Linked DNA regions of Mus musculus: region 1 is linked to region 2. The links are chromatin loops, found by intact Hi-C in ENCODE. Cell type or tissue: left cerebral cortex. All regions are shown on one strand. Each heading gives the region's core, and the rest is flanking DNA. Links, peaks and the distances in the headings are about the cores only.

Region 1 (8,330 bases), core at 46-8,045, 57 kb after region 2:
TGGCTATTCTGGGCTTTGACATAATTGCTAACTACAGTGGCACCTGTGTGCTAGTAGACAGCAGTGTAGACATGGTGTTATAAAAATACAGTAGAGATAACAATCAGAGCATATTCAGATCCTTGGAGCATGCAGATCTGTGTTCACAAACCTCTGACTATGAGATGTGCAAAAGGGTGTCAAAGGGACTCCAAGCATAATTCAAATCCTGGCCAGCAGAAAGCGGCTCTTCTGAATCAGGAGTGCTCGCACTGTCTCAAAGCAGGAGCTAGAGAAGCAGTGGGCTCCCACTGTCCCTGGCAGTAGGTCGTGGTGTTGATGCAGGAGGCACTGAGTGGTGCTTTCTGGTGACTCAGACAGAATGACCTCTCCCACTCATGCTCTGTGCTCCTGTCCTTCCAGGCCCACGGGCTGGGACCTGTACCACCCTCCTTCCCAGCTAGGACCTTTGCATGCACTGTTCTAACTGAAAGGCTCCCACTTCCTTTCTCTGCCTAATTCACTTCATTTATTCTAACAGTCTCAAGACCCCCTTTCTGAAAGAAGGCTTCCCTGACCTCCCGTGTCCAGAACAGGTGGCTCTGGGAAAAGCTTGTTCTCTTCTGTGACACCTGCAATACTGAATTGTGCACTTGTCTATAGTCCACTGTTGCTCGCCATCATATTCTTAGGGTCTAAATAGAACGTCTGGCCCATAGCTCAACAAGTATTTGTTGGATGAATGATCTTGCATGGTGGTTCTGACACATTCATTGACATGCAGCCAAAAACTCAATAAGCCACCTGAGTCCTGAAGTCCTTTAGCGGGGTCAAAATAAAGTCAGGCGAGGAGAAGGCTTTTTATAACATTCTCATCTGTGCCGGCTCCCCTAAAAAAATTTTAGATTCAAACATTCAAAAGGTATTTTTTAAGGGATAAATAATTGGAATCCCATGGACAACACATATGGGTAACATCAACGATGCTCTGAAAGGAACGAAAGGTGAGGCTTCACATTGCAGCTGCTGCTGCCCAGCTGCCTTGCAGCTCCCTCCCTGCTGCCTCCCTCCACCCTGCCTAAAAAGATTTTGCTTTTACAGCAGCCAAATGTTCCATACTTCTATCTATCAATTTCTAGGGCTAAATATTACATAGTTTGAAAATGACTCTTCACACAGAGCAAATCTATAACAGCGTGGCTCTGTTGCTTCCCCTCATGCCCCCGCTCTCATGCTCCCGCCTCTGCCTCTGCCTCCCACAGGCCTTTGCTATACCTTTGCTGCTTCTACTCCTGCAGTCATAAATCTGCCTGTCTCCTGGTCCTTCAGTACAGGCTGTGACTTATCAGTTTATTGTGTCCAATGAGAATTCAGCAAAAGGGGCACGGGGCTAATTCTAAGAAAAGGCCTCCAGGGACTGGCATACTTCTTTGAACCCTGGTATCATATGAACTAGCCCAGACTGACCTGCTCAAGGATCAGGGACAAGTTTTCCAAGAATCCAGTGACCGCCCTTTCCCCCCCCCCATCCTGGCCCCCATAACCAGCCAATCACTAGAAACAGAACAACACAACTGAATGGAAGCTGAGTGTGGACATATGAATTCTCCAGGTGAGCCCAGAAGCTATTCAGCTGATTCAAACTGCCAGCCCTTAGAACTGGGAACAGCACAAATTTCTTGTGATTTCAGTTCAGATAGGAGGTCTTTGTTATGCAGCAACAGATGACTGAGAAACCCAGATATGTGTTCTTTTCTGTGCATGTAAACCATTTCCCCTGTCATCACCACAGACAAAATTCTTCTAGGAATCAAGGCTAAGGAAACTTGAAGAGCTGTCTCCCAGGTATGTGAGACCGCAGACATCTCATGGCATGGCTTTAATCAGTTCTGAATTGCAGTTCCAGGCTCTTTACCACTGCCTAGTTCCTTCACTCAGGCCTAACTTTATAGAATCAAATAATGAGGGTTGCTAGGCAACAGAATAAGCCCCACAGAGAAAGAAACCACTGACTCACAGTGTCTATTAGTCATAGAAGCAAAACCGTGGGCATCTTTCTGTGACACTTAAGAAGCTGGATATCACATATGGGGCACAGAAGTCAAGAAAGCCATCTGTTAAACCCAGCCCAGCTGCTTTCAGCTGTAGACATGCGTACCCAGTCACCCAGGTGACCAGGTGCCCAGGCAGTCAGTTCCAGGAGGTGTGATCTCTTAGGGATCTGTTTGTGGTGGTGTTGCTACCCACAGAATCCTCCTTCCTTTCTTGCCAGATGGAAAGATCTACTCTACATAAAGGGCTGAAGCTGTCAGGCAGGACTGTACTCTCAGATGACTTTGCAGAGATGGGGGCATGTGACCTAGTACCAACCAGGAGAAAGATGATCTAAAGAGAGATCCTAAAGAAGTAAGTGCCTGCCTTCATTCCCGTGTGGGATGGTGCTGAAGCAGCCACTTACAGATACAAGGGGACACTCTAACAGGCTGCACAGAAAAGGGAAGAAATAAAATAAGATTGGGCCTCTGATGGTTTTGTTGAGCTGCAAAAATCAATCAAGGAAATAAAAATAGGAGAGATCCTTGGCAGGGGACAGGCCTTGATACTCTACCTACCTATGAGTGTGTCCAGCAATTAGCTAAAACGAAGAACTGCCCATGTCTGCACTGACTGGCGAGGGAAGGGTGCAGGGAGCTCTTCTCCTGTCAGGACAAACTCAGAAGAAGTGACAGAATCACTGCCATCCTCACTGTGTCATAGTCACCAGTGTGATAGTGGGAAACCTTCCCATGAGCTCTGCCAAGGACCACAGACATCCCTCACCCTTGGTGTCTGGCCCGGCTCCTTACCTTCCAGCACTGGTGCTTGGCATAATAGTCTCCTTGTATGATCCATTCATAAGGAGTTGAGGTCTTAACAAACATGCTATCATCAAAGTCTGCAATGAAAGTGAAAAGCCAGTTTGTTTCTCCAGGCAGTAGGCATTGACTTATACCTGGTTGACCTAAACTGTATCCTCCCATATTCATTGAATTCTTTATCTCTACTGCTGCAAAACAAGACTTTATTTGGAGACAAGAGCTATTTGATGAAACCTTTAGAGTGATCCTTAATTCAATCTCACTGGTATCCTTGGAAGAGATAAGGATACACACACACACACACACACACACACACACACACACACACACATATACACACACGCACGCACACGCACGCACCACACAGAGCAAAGTCCATGTGAGGACACAGTGAGAAGGTGTTGCTTGTCTGGAAGCCCAAGAGTGGCCTCAGAAGGAACTAACCCAGCCCACTCCTTGACCACGCCTTGTATCCACTAGAGATGTGAGAAAGTGACTTCTTTTGGCGCTCATGCTTACAGTCTAGACCTCATCAACATGTGTTTTAGCACCAAAATGGGCCAGTGTAGGTTTCATAAGGAGGAGGTAGAAGTGAGAAAAGGACATAATTTGCCTTTTAAATTCTGGTCTACTTTCCTTGTCTGTAGCTATGAAGTAGAAGACAGTGATTATTAATTCCTCCTTGAAAATTCAAAGCCAACCAGTTCTTTTTTTTAATTAGGTATTTTCTTCATTTACATTTCCAATGTTATCCCAAAAGTCCCCCATACCCTCCCCCCCACCCCCCTACCACCCACTCCCACTTCTTGGCCCTGGCATCCCCCTGTACTGAGGCATATAAAGTTTGCACGACCAATGGGCCTCTCTTTCCAGTGATGGCCAACTAGGCCATCTTCTGATACATATGCAGCTAGAGACATGAGCTCTGGGCGTACTGGTTAGTTCATATTGTTGTTCCACCTATAGGGTTACAGATCCCTTTAGCTCCTTGGGTGCTTTCTCTAGCTCCTCCATTGGGGGCCCTGTGATCCATCCAATAGCTAACTGTGAGCCTCCAGTTCTGTGTTTGCTAGGCCCCAGCATAGCCTCACAAGAGACAGCTAACTAGTTTTTAGCAAGCTCCCAGATTCAAGGTAACAGGATCTTACAATGTATATGATATTTGGATTCTGTTGGAGTTACATCTCAATAAACCCCATACTAAACTGGAAATACCATAAATTGAAGAGTGCTTGGCTTAGCACACTAGCACACTGTGGGGTTCTGGCCATTCACTGTCGTGTGTGTGTGTGTGTGTGTGTGTGTGTGTGTGTGTGTGTATGCCCGGCAGCTATGGCTCACTGCCACTGACCAGCCTTGCACTCACTTATTGCTAGCTGAAGAAAAGACAAAAATTCAAAATATAGTTTCTACTGAAGTATATCAGCTGTGTGTACCAATGTGAAGCTTAAAAATTCCAAGCTGAACAAAACCCATTTTTTGCTTTAGCTGCCGATATTGTCCTCATAGCTGTAGACAATCTAACACATTCCTGAGGGTGGGCACACACTACTGTAACCATCTGTTTGTCCTCCTGTTCCATACAAACCTTCCTGTAACTGCACCAGCTCTCTCCATCCATGGCCCTCAGAATGTCACCAGCAATGAGCAGCAATGCACAGCTCACGAAGTACCAGAGATATGGTGAATGCCAAGACAAAGACAGCAAGCCAGATCAAAGATAATGGGAGCAGAGATGCCTAGACTAAAAGGTACCAACTAGGGAAGCCAGGCAACCGTGCTCAGAAGGGGCAAACCCAGGCAGAGCTGCACAGCCTGCTCCGTCCCTGCTTCCTTCCAATAGTCTTCTGGAACATAACACAGCAAGGGCTTTGCAGCCACAAATGTTGGCTCTCTGTTCTGGGTGGATTTTATTCTCACAGTAAAACTCCACACCAAGCCGAAATGTATCATCACCACACTCAGCTCTCGCTCACTGTCCTGGAGAGACAGATGCTCTGGAAGAGTTTACTGTGCACAGCCATAGCTTGTTATTAAGACCTTGCTCCTGTGCTCCTACTGTCGCCATACAAAAGAAACTGTCATTCTTGAATATTTAACGTTGTAAATAAACTACCTATCTTAATCATATCTTCCAGTGGTACCAAAACATATCTGGGAATTAAAAGGAATATGGGTTACGGAATAAATTGAAATTTATATGCTACACCAAACTACCCCTTTTCCTTTTAGTGAGCAGGGAAAAGCCCATGTTGAGAAAGTCAGACCTGAACAAGGGCAAGTTCAGATGGCAGGATCCTTGAGAAGATGGGGTTTTTTTTACATTTTAAACCTTCAACTTTTCTCACCTTTTTTTTTAAACAATTGTTGTGTTCTAGGAACAGAATGTTGGATCTCAGTCCCCATTTGACCTATCAGCAATAACCAGAAATAGACAAGCAAGCCTCCCTGCTTCTTCCCCAGCCCTTAGAGAAATTAAGCATAGTCTAGAGGAACAAACTCATTAACTAGCTCTCAAGAAAGACAGATTTCTTCTCCATAAAGGGAAGATTTTTTTCCCTTCAAGGTTATCTTACTCAGAGAACTTCATTGTTTTATTAGCTAGTCTTTGTAAATTACGATAATAATAATATATGATAATTTTGTAAACCCCTCTAATACTAATAGAGAAGGAAATGATGTCCACATGTACTCAACCAATTCACAGCCACAAGATCTATACAAAAGCAAGCAATGTAAAGTCAGCGTCAGAGTAGCAGCCATGCAAACATGTCTTTTTGCATTTTCTGTCTCCAGACCCTCTCGCCATGCGGCTCTCTACTACTCGTAGCCAGTTGACTAGATATAAATAACTCCCTTGCTCTCTGAATCCTTGGCCCGTGTGCTCTGAGAGTCAGACACTGGACACTGGATTGTCTGAACTCTTGCTGTGGGGGTTTGAATGAGAATGTCCTCTACCAGCTCATGTGCTTGAATGCTTGATCCCCAGTTAGTGGAGTGTCTGCAGGGGCTTAGGTGTGATCTTGTTGGAAAAGATATGACCTCATTGGAGAGGTGTGGGAATGGGCTTTGAGGTTTTCCAAAGCCCATGCTAGGCCCAGTGTCCCCATCTGCCTGTTGCTGTCTCCTTGTGGATCAGAATGTAAACCTCTCAGTTACTACACTACACTATGCCTGTCTGCTTCCCACCATGATGACCACTGACTGGCCCTTTAAAACTGTAAGCAAGCCCGCCTGATGGCAGTGTAGAGTTGCTTCAGCTCTCCACTGAGGAACTAACAAGAAGGCTGAGGACACAGATGTGCCCAATTGACAGTATGAATATGTTTAAGGGGTTCACTCTGGTTTGGGAAAAATACAAAAGCCAAGCTAATTTTTAACTTACTGTTTGTATGTGCATTATATGACATAAACCTAGAGAAACTCCCTTGGTGTCTCTTCAGAGAACAGTAACTAAGAGACTCACAAACATAATTCTTAATGTACTTACTGGTGTGAGAAATGAGTTTGGTTTAACAGTTATAGGTACTCAAACAGATTTCATATGCATACACACATACAAACATACATGCAAGTGTTCTATTATGCTACATGCTGACAGACATACATAGTTTTTATATTTGTATTAATATAAAGTTCTTTAAAATTAGACCCTTCTATATTAGAAATCTATCTTAGTCTTTTTAATGAGTACATGGTATTTTGGCCTTTCCCATACTGGATGGACACTTAAGCCACTTTCATTTTCTTGTCATTACAACTAGAGCTATGTGATCTCTATTTTGATAAGCAATCTAAATCAAGCTACCCCAAAGCTTATAGCAACTTGTATTATACTACGATAGCCTAGGCAACTCTTATCCAAACACTCACTTTTAAAGGACAAATAACAGACTTTCCCCAAATGCATCTCAAACACTCTTTCCTAGATGCTTTGACATAAATAAGTTAAAGTGTTTTGTTTTTCTGAGAAAGTCATGGAAGGGATGCTATTAAACAAAATGAAACTCTAAAGCCCAGGCTGGAAGCACAGAGCAGTGGCAGAGCACTGGCTTAGGGCCCAGGTTCACTCTTCTGCACTATAAAACACACACATCAAACCCTGTGCCCTTTCTCCACGACCATCAGAACAGTAGGGAGCACACCTTTCCTCTGACAGCGAGAATATTTTAATGAGGTCTTACCTTTATTTTCATCTGTCTTTACAACTTGGACAAAGTCTCTCCTAATGAAATATTTGAAAGCAGGAGCTCGTTTCTCTAGGTTTTCGTCAAAGATCCAAAGGTTGACCCGAGCCCGAGTGATGGCAGTGTAGAGTTGCTTCAGCTCTCCATTGAGGAGCTAACAAGAAGGTTGAGGGCACAGATGATGAGCTGTGTGCCAATTGACAGTATGACTATGCTGTAAGGGGCTTACTCTTGTTTGGGAAAAAACACAAAAACTAAGCTAATTTTTAACTTACTTTACTATTTGTATGTGTGTTGTATGTACACGTGTTGGCACATATGTATAGGTCACAAGACAACTTTGTTGAGTAAGATCTCTCCTTCTCCTTGCATTCCCCAGGAACTGAACTCGGGTAGCCAGGTTTGCCTGGCATTTTGCCCACTGAGCCTCCTCACTGGCCCACAAAAAGAAAGTAGGTTTTAGAGACTGGAGCCTTGATTCTGCAGTTAAGAGCTCTAGCTGCTCGTGTAGAAGATGTCACGTAAGTCCCCAGCAGGTGGCTCCTGGATGGCTCTAATGCAGCTCCAGCAGACCCAGCACCCTCCTCCAGCCTCCACAGGAACCCACACACACATGAATAAATCATAAAAGAAACACTTTTATTAAATTAAGTTTTAAAGAATTACTGTAAATCTTGGAGGAGGACACCAGGACCTCACGATTGCTGTCATTTGATCTTTAAAATTAAGACACTCATACCTTGTATAACAGCTGTCATTACTACTAAACTAGTTCAAAAACATTCTGTGATTTCATCAAATTTCCTAAATAACGTTTAACTCCAAAGGAACTAAATGACTGAAGGCACTTTCACCTGCATGGTCCAGCGCTCTGCAGAGAGGGAGGAGGCAGCCAGCACCACCTCCCCTTCTCCACTCCCACTGCTGATATAATGGAAGGCAGCCAGCTGCAAGGAAACTCCATTTTCCATCTCAACTTCCCTTCAAGCCTTATTTGCTCTTTCCACACTAAATCACTGTGTGGACAAATGCACGTATTCACCTTGTACATCTCTGGGTTCACCATAAGGGACCGCGCCTGAGAGGGACTTGATCTCTCCAAGGGAACGTCAACCAATGGCCACTTTTCCTCTCTGGAGTCAGATGACGGTGTGAACGAGGAAATGATCTTCCATTCCTTGTAAGCCTGAACAACAACAAAAACAAGTTGAAGAACAACAGAATTTGCTTTTGAAGGGCCTCCCAAGCTTCTTGGAGAACTGAGCCCCACCCAGAGGTGTGGAGCCTTCAACACACACTGCATAGA
Region 2 (8,330 bases), core at 230-8,229:
TCTCTTACTACCCACACGATGGTGTCTCCACACATGCCGCTGTTCCCAGGAGATGGCCTCTCATCCCAAGGTAAGCACTTTATAAGCTTGCTCAATAACTATTTGATGAGTTCATGAAAATATTTCCCCTTTAATCATCAAACAATATGAGGTCAGGTGAATGGCTATCATTAAGGAAAGGAAGGTGAAGACTCTAGGATTCCCAGGGAAGTTCAAAGTCTTGCCTGGGGTCTCTGGGAGGCCTCACACACCTAGGATTGGAACCTAAAGCCCCTCCCCAGTTCCCAGGACAGATGCCTTCGTCCTCTTACTCCACCCTCCTGGATTTCCCACTTCTGACCTACACCACCTGGCAGTGCATGGAAACATCTCTTTCAAATTACTCCCCCACAGATACTTTTAGAAGGGCCTGCCACAAGATGGAACGAATTTAGATGTTAACAGGCAGCAACCTGAGAAGATGGGGAAACCTGGGCACAAACAGATAGAGCAAGCCTCTGGACCCCAATAGGGGAACTCCTACCAACCAAAGGCCTCCGAGGAAAGCGGCCCTCTCAGCTACAGAGACCTGCTGTGGAAAAGGCCCCTAAGGGGTTCCAAGACCAAGCTGGAGGACACTAGGTCACTCACCCTGGCGAGGCACCACTGCAGCCTGTGAGTAGGAGGTTCACAAGGCACCTTTCTTTTGCTGCATTTAGGAAGACACTAAGGCTCTTATAAACGAGAAAAGCAAACTATTTTTGCCTGAAACATTATGGGAAACATGAAAGGAAAAATTTCCCCTGAACTGGGCAATGGAAAGATTTTACACACACACACACAAACACACATACACATACATATACATGTACACACAGGCACACACACATGCATATACACACATAGATAGATGCATACCACACATACACACACAAGCACACACATAGACCCACACACAGGCACACATACATACACAGATGTATACACACAAACACAAACATGCATATGCATTCATACATACACACAGGCATATACACATAGACACACACACATGGACACATACATAGATACATACACATACAAACATGCATACACATTCACCCACATATACATGCACACACACACAGGCACATGCATGCACATACACACATACATGTATGCATACACACACATACAAACACAAGCATGCATATGCACACACAGAGATATAAGAGCTTGGGACAACAGAACAACTCTCCACTTTATTTTTGCTTCTCTGAGCACCAAGTCCAAGGGCTGTCCCACCCAGAACTCTGAGCACTGTGCCAAAGGCACACTGATGAGGCCATGGTGCTGAGGTTTGCCAGTCCTGGGTCTGGGCACCAAGACCATGAGCCAAGATGAGGCACTGTGAATTCACCTAAAGGCGACCTAGAAGAAGCAGGCTTTCCACTGCTGCTGCTACCAATGCTGCTGGTAAGGAACAGTGGGAGGAGGAAGCACACTAAGAGTGAGAAGGCTCTCAGACATGGTGGCACATATCTGTAATCCCAGCACTCGAGAAGTGGAGGCAGAAGGATCATGAGTTCAAGGCCAGCCTCCGGTACATATATAGTTCAAAGTCAGCCTAGTTCACATGAGAGCCTCCTCCCAAAAACAAACATGGAAAGAAATCAGGGAGGGAGGGAAGGAGGGAGGGGGGACATGTGCTGGTTAGTTATTTTGGTCAAGTTGACACAAACCAGGGTCATTTGGGAAAAGGGGCCTTCAATTGAGAAAATGCCTCCATAAGACTAATAGTAAGTCTGTGGGCATTTTCTTGATTAATGATTAACGTGGGAGGGCCCAGCTCATTGTGGGCAGTGCCACCTCTGGACAAGTCAGCCTGGGTTATATAAGACCAAGACATAGGGACAAACCACTAAGCAGCATTCCTCTGTGACCCCTGCTTCTGCTTGTCCACAGGTTCTTGCCCTGAGTTCCTGTCCTGATTCCCTGTCATAGCGGACTGTAACCTATAAGCTAAAATAGACCCTTTCCTTCCCAAGCTGCTTCTGGCCATGGTGTTTATGACAGCAAAGAAGAGCAAACTAGAATAGGAGGGAAATGATTCCATGTTCTGTGGTTTGTTTCCTTGGTTGGTTGGTTGGTTGGTTGGCTGGTTAGTTGGTTGGTTGGTTGGTTGGTTGGTTGGTTGGTTGGTTTTGCTGTTGTTTCTCAGAATCAGACCCCAAGGAGGAATCCCTATGACAGGGAGTGAGTGTATTCATTGTTGTTCACAGGAAAGAGTGGTTGAGAACTGCAGAAGCCAGCTAAGACCCAAAAGCAAGCCGAGTGAGGGAAGCAAGACCCTCAAAGATCCTTGGGAGTTAACCATGTAATGACAAAGAAACTTAATGATAAACAAAGAACATCACGCCTCACTCAGTGTCCTAGTGAGGAGCCTAGGAGGTGAGCTAACTAATGTTCTCCTCAAGACCCATTAGTTGTCAGTCAGGGGCTGCCCCAGAGAGATGTGCACTTACAGCCAGTCCTTGCTCTGAACATGTAACAGCTGAGCAGCGCAAAGGTCAGCCTCCAGTGGAGGTAGGGGGTGACTTACAGCTCAGAGCCAAGTACTCGGGGCTCTAATGTGCCACAATAGGACTGTGGAGAGAGAGCTGGTCAGTAAGTATAACTCAGAAATCACAGCTGCCTCCCTTTGCCCTTCCTCCCGTGGCATCGCGCTAACAATACTATCACAGAGAACTTGCTTTGCTGAAGTTGGGAGTAGACAAACCAGCACTCCACAGCCCTGTTTCCTCCCTGGGGCTCTGCTTTCTCCCCCCCCCCCCCAGGAATAACGTGTCCCTACCTAGAGCTCTGGGAACCTCGCTTCTCTGTGATCCTTAGCCCAACACTAGCCCCAGTAGATCACCCCTGTAAAAGCCAACAGACCCCCCTCTGCAGGCCCCAAAACAGTCTCCTTAATGCCAGCATATGTTATAAGAGCGGTTGAGAGTGGGACCTAGCTCCCACTGGACGGCTATCAACCATCAAGTAGAGGACAGAGAATGGTCTGGACTCAGAAGGAGTGAGGCAGAGAAATGACTCACTATATGGAGCAAGTAACAACCTAATTCCCTCCACAGCTTCTCAGCCCCACTCCCAGCAGGCACATACTCTGGGAAGGTGTCCCCAGACGCCTCTGCCCGGCCCGGGAGCTGCCTCATCCTTTCTCCACCACACCTCGCCCCCAGAGCCAGACGTGGAAAGGAGTGAAAACGTGGGGCTATATTTGAAATGAATTGATGGTTCTATTTCTCCCGCTCTGATCTAGCCTGCTAATTCCCAAACACTCTGCCTGTACTGTTTCTTTCTAACCCCCCTTTGTTCTTCTGTGACTCTCTGGCTAGAAACAGCGCTCTGGAAAGCAGGGTTCAGTAAACCTCTCCACAACTCTTGGATGACCTTTGACAAGGAGGTAGCTCTAGAGCTTCAAAACAGAGGTTCTTTCAGAAAAGGATGGAATGAGGGACGTCTCTGGGTGACTAGTGCCTCCCCCATGAAGATTAATCAACGACAGCTCCCTCTGTGGTGACTCTTCCTGCAGCCTCCTGCACCTGCCCAGTATGTTTTTCCAGGAATGGCGTTCTGATTGCCCAGAGGGGAACCGCTCAAGCTGGTGTCACCCCCTAGCAAGTTTCCCGTTGTGTAGAGGGGTTGCACAAGTACACACATGCACACAACAGACTCACGCAGAGCACACATGAACTCAAATCGCAAGCCTGCACACATGCCTGCACAGTGCATCCCCGTAGGGTCTGCCTCTGCTGCCCCATCGCTCAGAGTGGGGTTCCCGACAGTCACCGAGGGCACTTACCCGGAATGGGAGGCGCAGGGCGACTGGGTGCCGGCGGGGCGGGGGTCGCTGGCGGCGGCGGCGGGCGCAGGACCGGCGCGGCTGGCATGGTTGGCGGCCTGGCTGCAGGTGGCAGCTCTTGGACGTGGCCCGACGGCGGCCAAGCGGGCGCAGGAAGGCGCCGGGACTACTCGCTGCACAGAGCGATCCAGGTCTCCTCTTCCTTTAGGTTGCTGCTGGCGGCAGCCACGGCGCAAGGACAGTCTCCTCAGCGCGAGCTTGACAACCGCGCTGCCGCCGCCGCCCCGCCCCGCCCCTCCCCGCCTCGCCCCGCCTCGCCCTAGGCCACCCGGGGGCGGTGGAGTTGGCAGTGAACTTGAGCAAGCAGGGCGCTCCAGGAGAGCTAGCTGGACAGCCAGTACCCCACAGGATCTCTTCTCTCTCTCTCTCTCTCTCTCTCTCTCTCTCTCTCTCTCTCTCTCTCTCATATCTCTCTCTCTCATATCTCTCTCTCTCATATATCTCCTTCCTACCTCCTTTCTCTCTCCTTCCTTCCCTCCTTCCTTCCCTATTCCCTCTGCCAAGGCTGTTCCAGCTAAGGGACTAGGGGACTGGTTTTGACTTGAGGCTCTACAGTGCTCTCAGTGGGTGACTCCCAAGTCAAGGAGGTCTGGAACCCCAGCAACCCTGCCTCTCCCTGCAGCACAGAGGCCAAACTGTAGGTACGCCACCAAAACGTTCTTTTTGCACCCAGAATCAAAGTTAGGACACAGTGGTTCCAACCCAGGAGGGGAAGAGAGTCAAATAGACGGAGCTTTAGGGATCAGATGCTGAGTCTCCTGCCTTGTGTGGCAGAAGTCAAGCAACACCTGATGGTGGATAACCATCGTTTCCCTGTAGTTTGGCTTAACACACTCGGCAGTAGGGGTCTTGAGCTCTCAGCTCAAGACAACACACCACAGTGCATTTATCCCACACGTTGCTGCATGCTGTGGGGAAAACTAACTGTTCACATATTCACAACCCCCCCACCTTATTAACAGAACACCAATTTTAGCTGAAGACATTGCAACCCTCAATAAAGACTGCATTTCCCAGCTGCCCTGGTGCCAAAACTAACCAATAAGAAAAGGTCTTGGCCAGTGAAATATAACTGGGAAGCTTTGTGTGAGACTCTCAAAATGGTTTTGAGGCTCATAGATGCTTTCCGTGGTCCCGTTCCACCTCCTGCCTCACCTGGCATTCAAATATGGTATCTATAGTATGTTAGATTACAGGAGTAATTTCTCGTTCCATCTTTTAATAGACTTAGACCACCTACCTGTATTAGATAGTCTCATTACTGTGACAAAACACATAAGCTAACCAGTAGCCAATTTTTTAAATTATTTTTTATTATTTTAAATTATGTGCACAAGTATGTGTTGGGAGGTGCACATTGGTGTAGGTGCCCACAGATTTTTGCAGAGGATGTCCAAGCCCCTGGAGCCTGAGTTATAACAACCAACTTGTGAGCCATCTCTTGTGGGTCTGAGAACCAAATTCAAGTCCTCTCCAACACAAGGGAGTACTCTTAAGCACTAAGCCATCTCCCTAGCTCCCTGAGTTCATGCTTTAAATGGAAGAAATATTTGTTTGGATCATAGTCTCAGAGGTTTCAATTCATGCTTGCTTGGCCCTGGTGGTGGTGCAGCATGTCATGACAAGAACACAAGAAGGAAGAGATTTATTTATTAGATCTTGACGGCCAAGAAGCAAAGACAAGAAAGTGCTGGGGCCCCGGTATCACTTCAAGGGTGTGATGCCAGTGACCTAACTTCCTCCCACTAATTGGCATACCCAAATGGCCTGCCACCACAGGCTAGAGAGTAGGCCTTCAACCCCTAGGCTTCTGGGGAAGATCCAAGATCCAAATCACAACCACACCCTTTGTCCCTTCAAACCACAGTATTTCTCTGCATCATGTCTGTCATTGTGGCCATCTTTCTTAAATGACCAATGGGGTGCTATTGGATGTGTATCCTCCTGGACTCACTCCCTAGGATCTGCTCCTCCTGGCCAAGGAGAACATGGAGAAACATGAATCAGGCCTCAGCATCAACCTACAGCTAACATTTGACCTGATTTTAGAGCTACTCCATAGGACTGGAGACCTAGAAGTGACAGAGATAAATGCCCATAGTTACAAACAATTACGTTCTGAGCTATTGTGTCCCTCAAGATTATTGCAGCAAAAGCTAGCTAATATGGTGTCCCACAATACTGGAGCCTTCTTGGATTAAATGGTTGCCTTAAAATTTTAAGACAAGCCCAAAATATTATAGACCAATAAAATAGAGGTTGGGGTCCCACATGACAGTGCAAAGCTACGCCAATAGTATATTTCCCTTTTTAAAAGAGAATGCTTCCTTGTATATCTAAGCTGCTACAGTCCTATTACCTAAGAAATGATATTTTTGCCAGTTCTTCAAAGTAAAATATTTTTCACACACACACAAAACAAACAAACAAACAAACAAACAAACATTGAATACAGATCTAGGCAGTCATTTAAATGCAAAATAGAGGTCTAAGAAGGAACTCCATGCTCACAGTAAGCCACTGAACTAAAGATAATTTGGCATAGCTCAAGGGAGTGCAACAGTGGCCATGGAGCCTGTCCAAGGCATAGGGCTACTTTGGTCTCCAGGAAGTAAGCTCACTCATAGCTCCAGTTAAGCAGAAGAGTCAAAGGCGTTTAAGGATGTCTAAGGAAATCTCTTAGGGGGCTGGAGTAGGGGTTGAGGGGGGCCACTCAGTGGTTAGAACACTGGCCACACAGGGCTGGGCGCTAGAGTTTGGATCTCCAGATCCTACTTCAGTACCAGGCTGGAATCACAACTCACCCTCCCAGTTTCAGAGGCAGAGATTGGGGGATCTTCAGGGGAAGCTAGATTACATAACCGGCCATATTGTCCAGCTAAGTTCTGGGTTCAAGAGACTCTGCCCCAATAAATAGTATGAGAGAGTGATCAAAAGGGTTCTCAATTCAACACTGGGTCTCTCTACTTGCAAGTCTTTCAAAAGCAGCAAGGCCTTACCCAGAAACACTCCTCACCGTGGCGTGTCTCAGGATCTGCCTTCTCCAGAGAAAGAAGACCCCCACCCAGCATATGTATTCTAATTATCTTTGTTGAGGAGGGGCTTGGAGATGTTTCCTGGAAGACTACCCTGACTGGGATGCCACTGTGTGTTTAAGGGTAACTTAGAAGAGAGATTTTGGTGGAGATCATGGAACCTCTAAGAAAAAAACTCTCTGTTCCCAGAATTACATGGAGGTGGGGAGAGACTCCCAATGGGAGCTTCAGAAAGTGAGAAAATGGGGACTCTCCCGTGACAGAGCTCACTTGTTTAATGAGCCTGCAGTGGGCACTTGGTCTCCTCATCAGATTGACAGAATATTCTTAGATGTCTCCTCCCCGAAACCACTACCATCATCCTCATCTCCCCAGCGAAACTTGAAATCTGTCTCTGTCTGTCTGTCTGTCTGTCTGTCTGTCTCTGTCTGTCATCTGCCTGCCCCCCCCCCCATTCATTATCATTTCTCTTTTTGAAACAAGATCTCATGTATCCCAGTCTGGCCTCAAACTTCCCACGTAACAGCAGATGGCTTTGGCCCTCTTATCCTCTTGCCTCCACCTCCCAAGTGTCTGGAACACAGGCATGTACTACATGGAACAGAGGACTAGAGATATAGCTCAATGAATGTGGCAGTGAGCCTAAAACCCAGGGCTGCCTGCATGCAAGCTAAATAAATACTCTACCCCAGCTACATCTGCAGCTAGTCACCAGCCCAAGAGACTACTTCTCCTGTACATACCCACTGCCTTCTGTCCTCTTTAGACTAGCTTGGATCTACTGCCCCGAACTGTCTCTATGGGATGTCTCAGAAAACCATTTCTATCCGTTTTTTCCTTCACCCTGCTGATATGACCAGTCTCCTCTTGTTCATTAAATTTTCTTCTGGTCTGACGTCCTGGAACCTGTCCGTTTTAATCCTATCCTTCTTAACAACGCATAGATTTCTATAAGCCTGGGGCCAGACTGAGTTTATAGGAGACGCTGACCAAAAATAAAGTACAAACAAAAACAAAAACAAAAACCAGGGACTAGGGAGATGGTTCAGCCTTTTCTACTCTTGCAAAGGAGCCAGATTATGTTCCCAGTACCCCATGACAGCTTACAACTGTCCTTAACACCCTATTTTGTCTCCTTGGGCACCATGCACATGCATACACATAAAGTAAAAGTAGAAAAAATGTTTGAACAACAACAAATAAATAAGCAAACATGCTTGCTATTCTCTGGTGCCCCTTAAATCTTACGACTATTGGGGGATTTCTTACTGTCTTTGGCATACTCTTCTTGGATGATCTTATCTAAGCCCTTGATTTTCATTCCCATCTTGAATGACATCCCACAGGAGCCTTCTACAGTATATCCAGAAAGCTGTCCCCACCCCTGCCTGTCTTTTATCCTTGATCATATTTAA

The links. Peaks named below come from ENCODE experiments on the same cell type or tissue, not always from the same donor. Only the 100,000 strongest peaks of a DNase experiment are listed, where the experiment ranks them.
Region 1: a loop joins it to region 2, with 8 times the contacts of the local background. A loop is called at or near these places in 3 of 42 quality-filtered maps.

Annotation. Positions count from the first base shown.
Region 1 is chr9:111,377,658-111,385,987 of GRCm38, reverse strand. Trank1 (tetratricopeptide repeat and ankyrin repeat containing 1) reads right to left here. Exons shown (of 22, transcript NM_001164659.1): 14 at 8,067-8,210; 15 at 7,022-7,178; 16 at 2,826-2,914. Among named protein-coding and RNA genes, the nearest start is that of Gm51693, 20 kb to the left of the region's middle. In left cerebral cortex, for the core only: a CTCF peak has its summit at 7,580 (motif pointing right); DNase peaks (open chromatin) are centred at 4,427, 4,720, 7,536, 8,037 and 5 more places; H3K27ac peaks cover 5,581 bases.
Region 2 is chr9:111,434,843-111,443,172 of GRCm38, reverse strand. It overlaps Dclk3 (doublecortin-like kinase 3), which reads right to left and starts at 4,092. Exons shown (of 5, transcript NM_172928.5): 1 at 3,821-4,092. The coding sequence starts at 3,908. In left cerebral cortex, for the core only: a CTCF peak has its summit at 3,496; DNase peaks (open chromatin) are centred at 3,169, 3,506, 4,011, 7,534 and 1 more place; H3K4me3 peaks cover 3,643 bases; H3K27ac peaks cover 1,619 bases.